Linked DNA regions of Homo sapiens: region 1 is linked to region 2. The links are chromatin loops, found by intact Hi-C in ENCODE. Cell type or tissue: IMR-90. All regions are shown on one strand. Links, peaks and the distances in the headings refer to the core of each region. The heading gives the core; the rest is flanking DNA.

Region 1 (8,569 bases), core at 305-8,304, 68 kb before region 2:
AGACATTCCTTTTATCATCAGTCCTCTCTACCTGTTTGTGCTCTTGAATGACAACTAGATGCCCATTTTTAACTAAACAATATGTGTAACTCATTTTGTGTTCTAACAGCTTCCTATCATATTGTGTATATGGCACAATAGGACATAAGTTTTCAGGCACTTCAATAAGGAAAAGTATGTCTTATTTAATTTATGCGAAGGATATATGCTATCTAACAATTTTTTAAAAACCTGTGACGTAGTACCCTCAAAACTGAAATACACATATTTAATATGCTTACCAAGAGCCTGCATATGAATGCATCTGACCCAGTGCTCAGCACAGAGTAGGTATTGTGTAACTCTTAGTTAAAAATAAATGTAAAAACCATTTTCATTCAAAAAGAAATCATGATGCTAAATGGTAGATCACTCTTAAATACTCAAGTGTCGGTAAACATGCAGTTGGGTTTTTTATTCCTGTGTCTGGGTCTTCCCAGGAATTGTCTCCCTGTCTGCAGCTACTGAACTTTTATGTGCACTGGGGGAATGTGGAGCCCAGGGCATTCTGCAGCTCTGTATTTTATCTGTGACTAGCCTTTCTCTTGAATGGATCTTGTCCTAACTTCCTTATTCGTAAACTTGCTTTTGCAAAGCTGTCTGGGATTTCTTTAAACAATCAAGCTCTCTCCGTATCTCAATATTTCTCCCCACCAGAATTTATTGCCATGTACACTTACGAGAGTTCTGAGCAAGGAGATTTAACCTTTCAGCAAGGGGATGTGATTTTGGTTACCAAGAAAGATGGTGACTGGTGGACAGGAACAGTGGGCGACAAGGCCGGAGTCTTCCCTTCTAACTATGTGAGGCTTAAAGATTCAGAGGTAAACCCACATTAACTGTTTCCTCTCCCTTTCTGTGCGGTGATTCTCTTTGTGGGGAGTCACGATGTTTGACAGCGGAACTTTGTTGGGTTTTGCTAAGTTCTGGAATGTGACAGTAAATCCAGTGTGACCTGTCATTGTTTGATCTTGTCATTTGGCACTGCGCAGTAAGCACTGGCTTCCCCCAAGCAGAATGCCATCAGGGCTAAGTGGAGGCTGAGTGTGATGGGGCTGGTCCGCATCAGCTGGGAGGATAATGTTCAGTATTAAGCTCTCTTCCTGCCTGTAACTGACTTACGCTTTGGAGTAAACTTTCTTGATTAGATCATTATGGTCATTGATTTTTAAATGCCCAAGAATGGTAGCAATATTTTGCCTGTATAAACAGAAGTATTCTGGTGATAATCGCCCCAGAATATTGGATATTATTAGAAAGTTTTTAGAATTTCTGGTTTTGCCCACACAGTAGAAAGACACAAGATCTAAGGGATGGGTACACTTTTGGCTAGGCCTTAGAATCTCCGTTGATCAGGACTGAATTTAAGTGCTGTTATCCGTATGAATTGGAAGTGCTCTCACTGTTGTTAAATAGAGCCCTAAAAATTTGATCACATAAACTGTGGTCTTAAGATAGTGCAAGTTGAATGGAATGGTGGGGTGGACCTACCACAGAGCATGGGAGTCAGTCTTGTAGGAGCCACTTGCACGTTAGTGGAGAGTTTCAGGGTATAAATGGAGTCATTTAACAGATCCAATGCACATTTAAAAAAACCAACAAGAATTAACTCCTTTTTTTTTTAAGTGTTGACAGTCAATTCACAGTTATTTTCTTTTTCTCCTCATACCTCCTAGGTACTGAGAGAGAAAAGGCTGGCAGGGAGCCTGTAGGGGCCGCTTTCTCAGGAGTGAGCAAGTGGACAAAGTTCTCTCTCTCTTTCAAATGCCAGTAGTAGAGTGTATACTGGGCTCTTACATGTGCGGCTCCGTGTACTCGGAGCTGCTCTGGGAGCGAGGCTGGGCCTGGTGCCCTGCTCTAGGAGTCCTGCCCTTGGCCTGCTCACCTCTCCTGCAGCTCCCAGAAATGATTTTATTTGCTTGGGTTTTGTTTTTTTAAGGGGTGGCATTGTTTTGCTTTTTGGTTTTTCTTGCTGCGGTCTTGAGAGCAGCTAAGTGGAATTCCCATGGATGGATTTACATAAGTCTGCCCACCCTTGGAGAATCTGGCAGAAGCCCGGAAGAAAGTAATTTTGCCCTGCGAGACAGCTGGCATATTGGACTTTTCAGACCTGGAAACAGAGAATTCAATTCTTCTCCAGGCCAGCAAGTCGAGTCCAATGAGAGTCATACAGATGATATTTCAGGGGAATTGGGTAAAACACTAAAAGCCAAACTCAATTTCTACTACCGTGCATGAAAACTCTTAAAGTGACTTTACCTTTTGGATCAGTTAAAATACGAAAGCCATTACTTGTAATGTATTTTAATAAGTTACAGTTTTCTACTTTAATAAAACCATCCGAAATAAATTTTAGGAAAACACACAGTGACTTTTTTTTTTAAGGTAAGTGGAGTTGTAAGGTACTTTCTTAACCACAGTCTTAAATTATTAGCCACAGAAGAACTAGCAGTACTAGAAATTTTTAGATATACATCTAGCTATACTATTCAATAATAATGAAAAAAAAACCTGAAAACTCAGCTCTTTCGTCCTACTTGAATACAGAATTCAGTGTAAAAGCAAAATATCCGACCCAACCTAACACCAGACCCAGCTTCAGATACCAGAACTGACGTCTGGGCATGGGGAGAGTCGTCCCATCCTGCTTCCCTTCTCTGTATGGGCAGGTCTGGGGCACAGTCTGGGGGACTTTATAGGTGCAGGGAGGACAGAACATGGCCTTCTGAATCCATCTCAGCTTATGGGGCTGGCTGTGGTTTTTCAAAGGGAGCACATTGAAACTACTTGAACTCTAGGGTACTGCCAATTGCCTTGTTCTTTTTATGGAGTATAGGGAGTAGATTCTAAGCCTGTACTAGGAAAGTTAACTGGTCACTGGAGTCTTGTTTCATTGGTATTCCTTTTTTTGATATGCAGCCTATTGAAAAATAGTGAGAGATTGCTTTTGTATAACTTTGTTCGTTAATAAAGCAGAATCAGAGTAAAAATTTAACCCGAACTTTTCCTGGTAAATGTTTCTTAAATTTCAATAAGCAAAATAAAGAGACTGTAAGTTGTGTTCCTGGTAGATAAATGGCATATTTTTATTCTTTCAGTAACTCATGTTTTGTTTATTAAGCCTTTTGTTTTGTTTTAATTGGAATGCTTAATTTACTGCAAGATAGACTCAAGCATAAATTAATTTAGAATAAAGTACTTTGTAACAACAGATTCCGTTCTGGCTCCTGTCCTGCCTCTCGTGGTCTCTGTTGTTGGCTTACTTGGCTGGTTTAAAATTCCATGAGTATCCCAGAGAGGAATTCAACCCCAGAGCACTTTTTAAACACTTGATAGTTGGGAAGAAATATGCTCTGCCTCTATGCATTGATAGAGAAATTTCAATGTATAAACTCTGTGAAATTGGGTGGAAAGGCCACACAGGACAGCCACTGCCTCTTTGGATAGAGAGGGGTGAATAGGATGGGGGAAGAGAGGTTCCAGTTGTCCCTGTTAGTTTTTTAAAAAAGAAAGCTCCTGAAGCAAATGTGCAAAATATTAATATTTTAATGTGTTAAAACCGGGTAGTAGGCTCGTGAGTTATATTCCCTGTACTTTTTATGTGTGAAATATTTCATAATTAGCCATGTGAAAATAAGTCCGAGCTTAGTGTTTAGGATGTAAACTAACAGTCTTCCTAGCCTGGAACCTCCTCTTAGATTTGACCAGGTCCGAGAAGTGCCTGTGCTTGGAGCCCTCTGGGCTCTTACAGGCGCCATACTCTGCTGTTTTTTTCTCTTATAGAAATGAGTAAAAGCCACATGTTTTAATTATTTTTTTCCATGTTTTCCTGATCTATATCCTTGTGTCAGGTGATACAGTGCTATGTTTTCCCAGAATGAAAAGTGGGGCTTTGGGGCTCAAGCGGGTTTGTATCATCATTAATCGTTTTTAAAGTTGCATGATCAAAACTTCAGCATGCAAATGAGACCTTTTGCTCTGTTTTAAGGGCTCTGGAACTGCTGGGAAAACAGGGAGTTTAGGAAAAAAACCTGGTAAGTTACAAACCCTGATGCTTACTTTTCAATGTTTTGAATGTAATTGATAGTTGCTCCCCATCTTTGTGTATTAGGGCCAGAAGCCTAAAATAAAAAGAATCTTTCCTAAGAGTGGTGAGAGTAAGTCCTTTCCTTGGAATCCATTAATAATTTTACTTGGTTATGAGATTTGTCTGTTGCTTCACACATGAAGAGTGGAGACGTTACCTAACAGAATGTTCTCTTGGGTTGTCGAGAAATAATTCAGGTGAGGCCAGGCACGGTGGCTCATGCCTGTAATCCCAGCAGTTTTGGAGACCGAGGCAGGTGGATCATTTGAGGTCAGGAGTTTAAGACCAGCCTGGCCAACAGGGGAATCCCGGTCTGTACCAAAAAATAGAAAAATTAGCCAGGCATAGTGGCATACACCTGTAATCCCAGCTACTCGAGAGGCTGAGGCAGGGGAATCACTTGAACCCGGGAGGCCAAGGTGGCAGTGAGCCGAGGTTGCTCCACTTCACTCCAGCCTGGGCGATAGAACAAGACTCTATCTCAAAAAATAAAATAAAATAAAATAAAATAAATATATAGATAAATAATTCAGGCAAGATGCTGGGAAGTTATAATACATGGAGCTGTAGGATTATGGGCTCAGCTGCTTCTCCGTCTTCCTCTTAGGCTTGGTTAGCCCTTTTTCATTTCATAACAATGCATTCCCAGGACACAAACAATGGAGAAGATTAGAGTGTAGGTCCCATTAATGTAGAAGCCATAGGATGGTTTTCCTCGGTACACATTGAAGGTACAAAATTGTAGTCATGCCTCTGAATCCAAAGTGTTTTAGTTTATTTCAGTAAAATCACATGTGCTATAAATAGCACGAAAAAGAAAAGAAAGAAGCGGATGTGAAATAATACGGTTTCTGTGGCACGTCTTCCTGGTCTAGGTCATTTGAACTTTTTGGCTATCATATTCTTAGAAAATTATAGGTTGAAACAGTCACTGAATTGCCAAGAGACGGATTTGCTTGTCTGTCTGGTGCCCAGCTCCAACTGGGCTTACATGGCTAGGGAAAAGAAGGGAAATTTCACGTAGTCTAGGATTTTATTTTAGTCAGATAAATACTGGATGGAGTATTTAGTCAGATAAATACAGTGGATGGAGATACATTGGACCACCCCACCAAATCTCCGTTTTAAGTGTAAGTTTTCTAAGTTTTGTACACTTGTCATTCCAGAGGGTCCAGATATTTCATAGATGAAGCCCAGGTGGGCTTTGCTTTGCACTGAAACTAGCAAGAAAGGACACAAAAGACTGCAGAGAATGTTGGGGCAGATTGCTGGCTGCGTATGCCAGGTCCCTTGAGGAGCAAGAACATCCAGTGCCAAATAGGACACTAGTTTGGTCTTTCTCCAAACCATAAACTCTTGGAACCAAGAGCTGGTCTTTGGTGTGTTGCAGGAGAGTCCTCATCCCAGCGTAGACATCCCAGCTGGAGCTCCCAGTCAGAGCCTAGGCTGGGCCAGTAGACCATGCTGTGGCCTTTCTTGCTTGCCCCAAGCTCTGCAAAGCATCAGGCAGGGCCAGGCCTGCACCATGACCGCCAGGTGCTTCTATCCTGGTGGCCGACCCCTGATAGCATGCAGAACAGAATGAGAGCGGCTTGCTTAAGGGCCAGAGTCTTACTTGTTCCCTGGAGTGAGTAGAAAAGTAGGAAATCTCGTCAGAACATGAGACCTTTTTGCGTTCTTCCTTTCCATTCTTCTTTACTTCATTCCCTCTTTCTTCTTTTTTTTCTGTCCTTCTTTCCTTCTTTTCTCCTTTCGTTCACAAACCACACTTGGAGAGCAAGGGTAGAGGAGCAGAACAGTTTGTTCTCTATTGCTTCTAGAAGTTCAGAAAGCAGTAGTTGCAGATGAGCCAGAACTCAGGCAGAGAAGGGTTCTGTCTCTTCATACTCAGTCTCCTGGGCCCGTGGAAATGGTGTGTTTCAGAGCCTGGTCTGTGGTACCGCTGGAGTTTTTCCCATGGGACTTTTCACATTCAGGAAAAGTACAGAACTGTTCACATTTTTTTCCCTGTGCTGAATTGTTTTTGCATAAAGTTCCCTTCTTAACTCCAGGTCCCTCCTGTAACGTGAAATAAAAAGAAAGAAATTTGCCCTGCCATGATTTGCACCTGATATTCAGGGATCACTCTCAAAATGTGAGCCATAAAGAAGAAGGCTGTGTCGTTGGGAGTGAGAATCTGCAGCAACAACATAGAAATAAGCCCCTGCCGGGCTCCCAGTGGTTTCTGAGGAAAATGGGCTTCTCTTTCTACTGTACTTGGCAGCTAGAAAAGCTATTGAGTCCTTTAGTCACTTCAAAGTAGCACTTTAGCCATTGGGTGCTACTGTGCTGGGGTGGGTGGTGAATGAGGCCCCACCCTTGGCCTCAGGGCATTCTGGGTAATTATGGGAGGGGTGTGACAGAAGGTGCCAGGAGTGGGCAAGGAGCGGACTTCGTGGAGGGAAGTTGGTAAGTAAGTTTCACGGGATGACAAGGGAGTCTGCAGCCCACTGAGGGCTCAAGGATCAGCCAGGCCCTTGAATGCCGTGTCTGCCTGGTAGCTCTGGGAACGGGCGATTCAGGGAGCCTTACTCGTTGGGTAGAAATCCAGCTCAATACATTGGTTTTGATGTGTTCATCTGTGAACCTGGGAGGCGCCTGCATCTTCTTGGCCTTTTCTCCTGCTGACTCTTAACAGTGCACTGCCGTGTTTGATCTTGTTTTTCAGAAATTGCCCAGGTTATTGCCTCATACACCGCCACCGGCCCCGAGCAGCTCACTCTCGCCCCTGGTCAGCTGATTTTGATCCGAAAAAAGAACCCAGGTGGATGGTGGGAAGGAGAGCTGCAAGTCAGTGTCTTTTTTGTTTATTTACAATTCTCCATCCAAGTTTCAATACACAAAATCTCAAAGGGACGCTATTTTATTGTAAAGTACAAACCACCCCTCACCACCTAAATTCTGTATTTGGATAGTGAGAGATGCCAAATTTTCTGTGTTTGTTTGGTTCCTAAGTTTCAGACAGCCGGTAACAGATTTCTGAGAGCTAGGAGCGCATACGAAAACATATCTTTCCCATTCCTGAATTCAGATAGAGTCGGCATAGTGAGAACTCATATGACGAGGGATGCCTGCATATCCTTATGTGCCTTGGCATTAGAGAGTGGAGCTTTTCATCAGTGGTATTAGAAGGTGTGGCACAAGAGCAGATTTCTTTGCATTCAAAGCCACATCCATACATCACAGTATTTTTAGTTCCCGTGTGTGTGCGCGCACGTGTGTGTGTGTGTATTGTTAATCATATCATCTTGTTTACACATTTTACCATTCCAGATACTTCCTATAAGTCTCATTTCCAGAGACAAAGATGCTTTAAAAAGATTACTGTTACGCAGTTCTCATGGTAAAACTTCTTAGAATCATTGGTGGATGCCCAATCTGCAAGAAAATTTTCAGTAGGAGCAGAAAATGTGCATGGTCTTGAAGTGACCCCCACAGATCACTCATGATCTGCAGGGGAAAACACAATAATTATAGAGTGGGGAACTAGGACAAGACCTGAATGAGGTGATCAGAATGATGAGCAGTGGGGAGACCAGAGGACATGGTGTGTGTACAGCTGTGCCGGGAGGGAGGAGGGAGGGAGTGACTGGTCTTCAAAACCGTCAGGATCATAAAAGACAAAACCTGTCGAAAGGGGGCTAAAGAGGCGTGAGGACTGGCTGCAGTATCTAGACTCAGTGCAGTATCTAGACCCTGTGTGAAAGAAAACCACGCTGTCAAGGACATTTTTGGGATAATGGACAAAATTGGGTTATGGACACTACATTAGACAAAATTACTGTACCAGTGTAAAATTTACAGAAAGCAATAACTGTACTGTGGTTATATAAGAGAATATTCTTATTTTTAGGAGATACGTGTTGAAGTATTTAGGGGTAGAGTTAAGATGTAAGCAACTTGCAATCAGATGAATCAAAAAAAGAACTTGCAGAGAAGAGGGTGGGGGGGGAGGGAGGGAGAACGCGCACAAATGAGGGAGCAGCTGCTGCCAAGTGTTGACAGTAGGTGAATTCGGGTAAAGGGCCTATGGGTGTTCTGTGTGCTTTTCTTATTCTTGCCAATTTTCCTGAGTTTGAAATCATTTCTAAATAAAAAGTTGCCTTTAAAAAGTTACTACTATAGCAGTTACTTGAGAGGTAAGCCAGCTGACTTTTCATACAGAAAGTGTGTCTCCCTCCCCGCATCCTCCCCCATCCAAAGTGAAGATCAGCCTCAGACTGCCAGGCGGGCACCTGGCCACCTGCTTCATAGCTTAGTGAAGGACAGGGCTTGCTCCCTGGCTTGCCCACATGGGGCCTATGGAAGGACTGAATTTTCCAGCAGCCGTCCGTCTCTCTGGCGTTTGTTGAACGTGGGCCTCTGCGTAACACAGGGGGGCCTCAGTAAGGCTTGAACGGATAT
Region 2 (8,569 bases), core at 109-8,108:
TCACCCTGGCAGGTGGATGGACAGCATCATCTCCTGGAACCAGGTTTGCTGTGACCATGAGAGCCTGAAGATGTGGCTCATTCGGATCCAGGCCTGGACTAATCTGGAAAGAGGGACTTTCTAGGTGCAGGTCACCAGGGATGCTTGAGAAACTAGAGCCAGACTTCCTTGTTTGTTTGGATAATATGTCCCTGTCCTCTGATAGCAGAGGAAAGAGCTCTGCTCCCAAAGAACATTCATGTAAGAGGAGGCATTTTTTTCTTCTTTGCTTTTTTTAAACAACCTAAAGTATGACCTAAGTGTATGAAACTAACTGATTTCTTTGGGTAGAGTAGCCCTGAATTTAACTGGGGAAAAAATCCCATCAGACTATGAGTAAATTGACCACCCACATTAAGTCTTATCTCGGTGACCTGGTACCAAAGCCCAGGTGTCCTCCAGGGGAGTATTCTGGGGTGGCAGGGGGATTAGGTGCTAGCGCCAGCAGGGAAGGACACTTGCAGGTCTGCCTTCCAAGGCTAAGCAGGCCGGCTGTCTCTCCAGGAACTGGCTAGGACAAGTGTAAAGCCACTGACCACACAGAACCAGGATGTTCTAGAATCTGATGGGGCTGAAGATGAAGGGAGAAATGGACAAGGCACTTCTGGCTTTATTGAAAAGGTGAAGCTCTTGGAGTATATTTTAGAGTAGGCCAGTACCTTGTATAAGCAGAAAAAGACTTCTCTATCTCCACTCCAAGTCGTTTTTTTCTAGTTGATTGGGCCTTTTTGATTGATAAGAAGAAAATGTGTTTTGTACGTGTAACAACTTTAAGAATTTCCATTGGAAACAAAGTATGATTTGATTTGATTTGATTTCTAAGTTCTCCCTTCCTTTTCAAGGTTAGCGATGTGCTTTATAGCAGACACTAGCACTTTTACATGAATACCTGGTGTGCTTTGGATGTAACAGGGTCATTTTGGGCTCGAGGTGAGTGTGCAATTAGCAGCAGGTCTGCTTGGTCCAGATATGCTTGTTTACAAGTTTAGAGCATCCTATGCCAGAAAGTGAGATGAAAACAAAGGCACCTGGATTGCTTTGTTTTGCTTTTAGATAAAAGAGCTTTAGCTCACACCAGGCAGAAGCATAACCAGTAGCCCCAGAAACCGGTAGCATGATGAAGCCCTCAGACAGTATAGTCTGAGCCACCATAAGAGGCATTAGGGAAAACTAACACCTCCTTCTTTTTGCACCGTGGGGTGCTGAAATTCCTGCTAGAGACTTCCCCTTACTTCCATGAATGGCCCAGGGGCTGCTTAGTATATCATTAGAATGTTCATTCTCCTCCTTTTCCCTGGAGTGGACCAGTGAGACCAAATGCTTGTGTTTCTCTATGTTTTCAGTTCATTTGTTCAAATGACCCAGAAGATGAATCCATTTCTGGGAAGGCTGAGCTCAGATGAGGATTGCTAGGCCAGCCTAGGTTCTGGGGCGGATCTCAGGGACAGAAACAGGCTTGTATTAAGTATGAGTGGCAGGTACTTCTCTAGAACAGCCCTAACCTGCACTAGTGAGGGGGGCTCAGGAATTCCCATGACATTGATCTAGCAGCCTCCTGCACGTAGACACTCAGTTCATTTTAGGGACGTTCAATGCTTGATCAAATGGGGGGCATTTTCTTTCTTTCTTTTTTTCCCCAGCTACAGTGTAATTGCCTACCTGCCTGGGCCCCTTCTAGAGGAAGGTGGGCTTTCCTTGTCCGTCAGGCTGCACTCATGAGGTGATATCGTAAAGCAGCAGAAAGACTGAGGGTGCAAAGAAACCACAGCTGCCATTCACGGGGCAGCTCCCTCTAGCTCTTCTGCCCAGTGACCTTACAGGCTTTAGAGGAGCCTGATGAGAGCTATCCTGGGGGCCAAGGGATGCATTCCCTGCAGCTTCCTCCTGGGGGACCCACAGGTCAGCCCATTCCAGGAGAAGCAGTCTTAGGCCCGTTTGCATCCCCTGCCACTGCCATGTGCCTGCCAGCCCGGTTTCTGATGAAGACGTGGCTCAGTCCCTGCTCTCCTTGTCGCAGTGGCTTGTACTTCATGTGCAGTAGCCCAGGGCCCGCCTTCTAGAGTGAATGTTTCCCTCGAGCCCTTGGATATTTTTATTCTATTTTGAATGGTTCCGATCAATTAATGTTGCTTTGTGTGGGGTTCTTCAGAGAAATAATGCAAACCGGCCAGGTGCGGTGGCTCACACCTGTAATCCCAACACTTTGAGGGGCTGAGGCAGGTGGATCACCTGAGGTCAGGAGTTCGAGAACAGCCTGGCCAACGTGGCGAAACCTTGTCTCTACTAAAAATACAAAAATTAGCCAGGGGTGGTGGCAGGCACCTGTAATCCCAGCTACTCAGGAGGCTGAGGCAGGAGAATCACTCGAACCTGGGAGGCGGAGGTTGCAGTGAGCCGAGATCACGCCACTGCACTCCAGCCTGGGTAACAGAGCGAGAGTCCTTCTCAAAACAAACAAAAAAAGAGCTAATGCAGACCTCTTCTGGTTAGACCTGACACGGAGGAAGTAATTGGCTGGTCAACTTAATGGCGCCCCACAGCTTCCTCTGGATCCTGCTTCTTTGTACTTGGAACACAGTTTATTTGAGCTAGAGGAAAGGAAAGTTCTAGAATTCCTGTTTCCTCAGCCTGCACTGTATCAGATCCAGGATATGTCTGCATTTCATCAGGATCAAGTAAGATACATAACCTTATATCTGTAGGAGCCAGAAAAAAAAAAATCTATTCCTGATAGGCATGGAAACTTAGTCCACATGAAAGACAGAAGACATCTAACAGCTGTCTGTCTTGGGAGCATTAAAACCCAGACACCAAGACACACTAGACAGTCCATCTCTGGGTTGTGATCTCTCAGAAACATCTTAGTAGTTAATGCACTGTTCATTTAGGGAGTCCCCATCCTGGTCCAGGCCACCCTCCTAGAAGCTGGGCGGCAGCTGGACGGGCCTGCCTTGGTGGCATTCAAGCAAGCCTAATTGGATTAGGTTGGTGCAAAAGTGATTGCGGTTTTTGCCATTGCTTTTGATGGCAAACTAACTTTAAGTCATTAAAATAAGACCCAACGCTTATAAAAGAGTTCATATCCACCTCCCAATAACTTCTTTAGTTCCATGCAGCCTCAATCAGTTCCTCCATTCAAAGGAACCCTCTTTACCCTGGCCCTGGGGGAGCCATATTACACCCACATCATAATTTTTCTGACACTATGTGTGCTTGTCAAATTTCAGGGTCAGTTTCCCCTTATTGGATGTCAGGGGTGTTTTGTGAGTTGTGTTTTAATAGGATTCTGTTCGATTTTCTATACCAGCCTATATTGTTACTATCATCTGCCTAGTATGAATATTTTAGTATTCAAAGCCCACCAGATAAAGCTGTGTTCAGAAGTGGACTTTTTGGTCAGCCTTGAAAAAAAAAAAATCAGCATTTCTCTGATATTTCCTGAGGATTAACCAGAAACTAAGGTTTCTTTTTAGGCAGTGGTAAGAATGCGTATTTTCTTCTTCCAGAAGTTCTGGTTTTATACTTTTATCTTTTGAAAGAATAACATTCCTGTGCGACTCTGCTTCTCTTCGCTTTTGCATTTCTCTTTTTTAACTCAAATCTCTTATTTCCTGCCGTTCCTGTATCTAAACAGAATGGGGGCCTCAGGCAGACAGGAACCAAAGAAAGGGTGTAGTGGCTTTGCAGCGTTGGGTGAGCAGCAGCCGCTGCCATTCTGTGCACTGTCACCGGCGGGGGTGGAGGGTCTCCCTGTAGGAGGAGGAAACTCGCTGTTTTCACTGGCAGATTTCAAGGTGCCGGCTCCACCTACCGCAGCTGCTAGGCATTGCTCTTGTGTAGATCGCAGAAGGAGTTATTGGTGATGTGGGGTGTAGGGGAAGACAGGAAAACGGACTCAGAGCTAGGAATGTGGGCCTGGCAGAGACCGAAGGCTGGGTGGGAAGGAAGCTCGCGGCGAGCCTAGGGTTCAAGCCTAGCGCGCCAGGGGTCTCCAGTGAGACCTTGCTCTTCCCTGCCGCTGAGGCTGGGGCTGCACGGAGGTCCTCAGGCTTCCCACCCTTTCTGCATCAGCTTTAGTGTCTGTCGGCTGGGTGGACTGCAGGGCAGGTGACCTGGAGGAGGCCCTGCTCCCCAGCAAGCGTTCTAGGAGTTACGGTGTGCTCTATTGGGATTGGATTACAGTCTCTACTTGTAGACTTTGACTTCTGGAATTTTAGGTGGAAGGGAATTTTTGTTGGTGGGACGCAGCAGCTCAGTGCGTGGTGTGTGCATGCGTGTTTGTGCGTGCGTGTGCATGTATGTGTTTGTGCGTGCACGTGTGCGTGTGTGTGCATGGGTTTGCGTGCATGCATGTGTGTGCGTGCGCGTGTTTGTGTGTGCATGTGTGTGTGTCTACGTGTGTGTGCACGCATGTGTGTGCGTGTATGTGTGCGTGTGTGCATGTTTGTGAGTGCATGTGTTTGTGCGTGTGTGCGTATTTGTGTGTGTGCGTGTGTGTGCGTGTGTATGTGCGTGTATGCATGTGCATGTTTGTGTGTGCGTGCATATGTGTATGTGTGTGCGCGTGCGTGTGCGTGCATGTGTGCGCATGCGTGTGTACCTACCCACACCTAGGGGGATGCATGGCTCTGTGCCTTGGAGAGGGAAACAGGAAATACGTTGCTCCACAGTCCTGTCATCCTGGTCAGGACTAGTCGCGTGGTTTGCGGACAGAGTGCAAAATGAAAATGCGAGGCCCCTTGTTCAGGTGATGAAGCATTTCTAGACAGTGAGAGGAGAGCATTAAGCCAAGCTCAGGTCCCTTCTGAGTGCATAGCCCCTTGTGGCTGCCAGGCAGCACACCCAGGAGGCCGGCCCTGACCACACTGTTCTCTGCTGGTTCCCGAAGCTGATGGGCTCTGTCTTAGGTCTTCTTACTTTGAAAGGTCTCCCGGCAGGCTGTGGCAAGCTGCGCGGATACACTTTTCTAAACGTCTGCATTTATTTCCTAAAAGCACAAATGGCCTGGACTAGCTAGTGGGTGTGGAACCGAGCCCCTAGTTCACAGCTGTACCCCAAGGCTGGAGAGGGGGTTGCCGGTGGTGGCAGGAGCTCTGGGCTCCCAGTTCAGGATGGGCCACAGGGCGTCAAGCAGCTGTGAGCCTTTACCATTGAGCTCACTGCTTGGAAATAAAACCCTTCCTCTGGGCCTTGGGCATCCACTGGGAGCTTTTCTCCCCTTTCCTGGGAGGACAGCAAGCCTTTTCCAACCTTCTGCCTTCAAAGAGAAGCAGGGTCATAGAAGTGCTCAGTGTCCCTTCCCCAGTGGCTGGACACTTGCTCCTCCAGCCTTCACCCCCTGGAGAGAAGGGGAGTCTGCGGAGCCAGTGCCTCCCTGCCCAGCTGGGCCACACGATCTGGTCTGCGGGTGTCTGGGAGGAACCTGCTTCGGAGAGGCTGCGACCTCCCAGCTAGACTCTCCCCTTAGGATCCCATGTATGGGGATGGTAGGAGAGAAAAGATCCCTCTGTGTAAGTAGCCTCAAGTTCTAGAAGACCATGGCCCCGGGAGGCAGCTGACCATGAAGCTGGGCTTCCTGTTGTTGCTTTCTTTCACGAGCTTTTACTTTTCCTGGGCTGGACGCTCCAAAATGTTTGCAGTTCCATTTGCTTTTTGCAAGTAGGTCCCCATCTCCATATACATTGAGCAATAATCCTCACTATGTTTCCTGATTCTGTCTGGGATTATATTTGCTAAGTAAAAATGTTGACAGAAATTGCAAACTCATCTCACCTGGATTTGATTGAGTCACCTTGAATGACATAACAAATTATGGCTTTGTTTTCATGCGTCATGCAATCTTCCGGACTACGGGAAGTTCTGCAAGTGTTCTCCAGGGGCATTTCATTAATAGCGTGTCAGCATTAGTTTTAATGAATGAACATTTGAGGTACATTCTATAAATCAATATCCTTAAAATGTCATCTGCTAAACATTCACTGTGACAGAAAGTAGATATTTTAGCAAGATCTATGTTAATGCTACTTAATTTTAGACATGCATTTAAAGCCTACATGGCCAATAGCCCAAGTATCTTTGAACTGTGAAATCAACCTCAGATCTCATCTGCTGTAGCCCCGCAAGCCGGAGTCTGTGCCCTCCATGACCCTTCTTATCCCTTGGTGGCCCTGCATAGATAGGGGAGTTGGCCCCTGCCCACCCCGTGTTGTATTGCCTTAGCTCCATCAGCTTTGTACCCTCACACGTATAGGTGGTGAACTTATGTGTAAATACATGTGTACAGATGAGAAACTGCAACAAAAATGTCCTGTGGATGATAATCAGCTCAGTTTCCGGTTTTCTACATTCTGTGCTGTTTCCAGCTAAGAAAAAGGCGAACTCCCACTATATAAAGGGAAAAGGTTGTATTCATTTCATGTTCCTCATGAAATCTCTGCTGTATGTTTATGGAATGGCCATGACTAAATGTATATATGGTATGTAAGAGGCCATGCTGTTAAATGTTGCATAAACTAACACAGATTCTGTAGTCAAAAATATTTAACTTGTTATTGTAAAATGTGATTTGTCATTGAGAGATTATTTTTCTGTATGTATATGAGAGTATTTTAGGAATCTAATTTAAGTGCATAAAACTATAGAAAAAAATTTAAAACCTATTCCAAGAGTAGAAAATGCTTAATGAGATTACTTGGGTTCAACTCAACTAAATTTCTTATATTAAAAAAAAATTCCAAGTTGTATATGTTAGAAATCAAATGAGTCATTTTTTTTCCTGCAGGAAATATGATAAATTTCAGTGTAATGGATGGTGGCGTGATCAAATGAAAAGTATCCTGTAGCTATGACCTCGCATGGGACCTTGGTGTTGCATTAAAAATGGATTTTTGCAGATCACATATCTGAGAGGGTACTTGTGTCAGGAAGGATGAGAGGATAGGGAGCCTGTTTTTCATCAGATCCATGTGCCACGCAGGCTTCCTTGGGTTCTAGTGGATTTGTTAGGGATCTGGGGCTGACGCAGCTATCCCACTAGAGAGGCCACTCTCTGACTTCCAGGTCGCCCTTTCTACTTCTGTATCTGGATTGATTCAGTTTATCCCTAATTAGCGTTTGCGTTTTCCATGAAATTTCCTGATGCATCCTCACTGTCTTCAACTGTTGCATAGCCAGGTGGGTGGATGGATGGTTTAGGGTTTCTGAGTTAAGCCGTTTTGGGGCAGGCTTCTGGATGCCCATGTTTCCATGGAGACCCCAGGGGGAAGATGCCTTCCTCCCGTCTGCATTCCCAGAAAAGGATCAGAAGTCCAGGCTGCTTCTGGGGCACAGACTTTCTGTACTTGGCCACCAGAAGTGCCCCTTAGGCCACCTAAGGAGGATTCTGTGAAACTCAATGTCTAAACCCCTGAGAAAGGCATTCAGAAATGATTTCAGGAGGGGGCAACCCCAGGAGTCCAGCCTCCCCTGGCAGCCTGGAAATACTGCAGTAACAAAAAGAGCTGGTTTCTGGTGATCTGAATGCATTGTGTTTGGGGGTGACACCGCTGGTGGAAGGTTGAGGGCCTGTGGTCTGAAAAGACATCTGAAGAATGTGTTAGGTTTTCAACATTTCTTTGAACAGGCTGCGTGCATCTTAATGCTGTCAACCAGCAACTGGAGCCCCTTTTTTGAGAGGCCCGAACCAGTAAAGCTGCTGACTTCAGGAGTATGGGAAGCTGTGATTTCTGGAAGCTTCCTGGAATCTATTTAGGTGCATGAATAATCTGCAAATCACTTAGAGGCACTGTCCATGTGGTCCATAACTGGCTTTATTCCCAAAGATGGAGCTGTTCAGAGATTTCTTTGTTCAGGCGCAGCCTTGGAAGGCCACCTAAGGCCTGCCAGCAGAGGAGATGAGCTCTGGTCTACCAACCCCAAACAGGCCCTGACTCTCCTTCCTTAGAACGATGCCCTCTGGCTGGGGTGGCAAGAGGGCTGTGAGTGGAAACAAGTCAGCCAGTCAACTGTCCCTTGGGCCTTGGTTGTTTCAAAAAAGTCTGGGGACAAGAAAAGCTAGAACATGGGGCCCTCCCTTCCCAGGAGTGCTAGCGAACCCTCCCAGATAGCCTTTGCCTGTTTGGAAAAGAATGTAATCCATCAGAACGTGAGCTCCTTGTGCTTCCAGTGACAAGCGGGCCACAGTGCTGGTGGCATGTTGCTTCCCTCACAGCCCTGCCCAGGGGTAGGACCAGGCCCGCCCCTTGATGGATGTGCTGTTGATTGTAATATACTTCTGTTGCCAAATAATGGTACTGTTTAATTTTCCATAAAAGAGAGACTATATTGTCTGATATGTAATGTTAATGGAATTCTAAGAATTACTAGACACTATTATAAATTGTAGACTTACGTATTTGTCTAAAGGTTTGATGAAGCAGGGCCAAAACATTGTTTCTTCTTTTTTGTTTGAAAGAAGCTGAGGTTTGTTTTTGCTGTTTGAGTGTTCCTTTGGCAACTTATTATGTGTGAAATGTTAAATTTTACCGATTAA

Evidence for each region. Peaks named below come from ENCODE experiments on the same cell type or tissue, not always from the same donor. Only the 100,000 strongest peaks of a DNase experiment are listed, where the experiment ranks them.
Region 1: it touches region 2 in a loop (3-fold over the local background); 10 of 110 quality-filtered maps call a loop at or near these places.

Annotation. Positions count from the first base shown.
Region 1 is chr21:33,822,791-33,831,359 of GRCh38, forward strand. It overlaps ITSN1 (intersectin 1), which reads left to right. Exons shown (of 40, transcript NM_003024.3): 25 at 697-863; 26 at 4,028-4,073; 27 at 6,834-6,955. Among named protein-coding and RNA genes, the nearest start is that of ATP5PO, 89 kb to the right of the region's middle. In IMR-90, for the core only: no CTCF peak of the experiment used is centred there; a DNase peak (open chromatin) is centred at 3,321; H3K27ac peaks cover 510 bases.
Region 2 is chr21:33,891,104-33,899,672 of GRCh38, forward strand. ITSN1 (intersectin 1) reads left to right here. Exons shown (of 40, transcript NM_003024.3): 40 at 1-8,569. Among named protein-coding and RNA genes, the nearest start is that of ATP5PO, 20 kb to the right of the region's middle. RefSeq lists enhancers at 3,780-4,366, 4,367-4,952. In IMR-90, for the core only: a CTCF peak has its summit at 3,843; a DNase peak (open chromatin) is centred at 3,858; H3K4me3 peaks cover 368 bases; H3K27ac peaks cover 273 bases.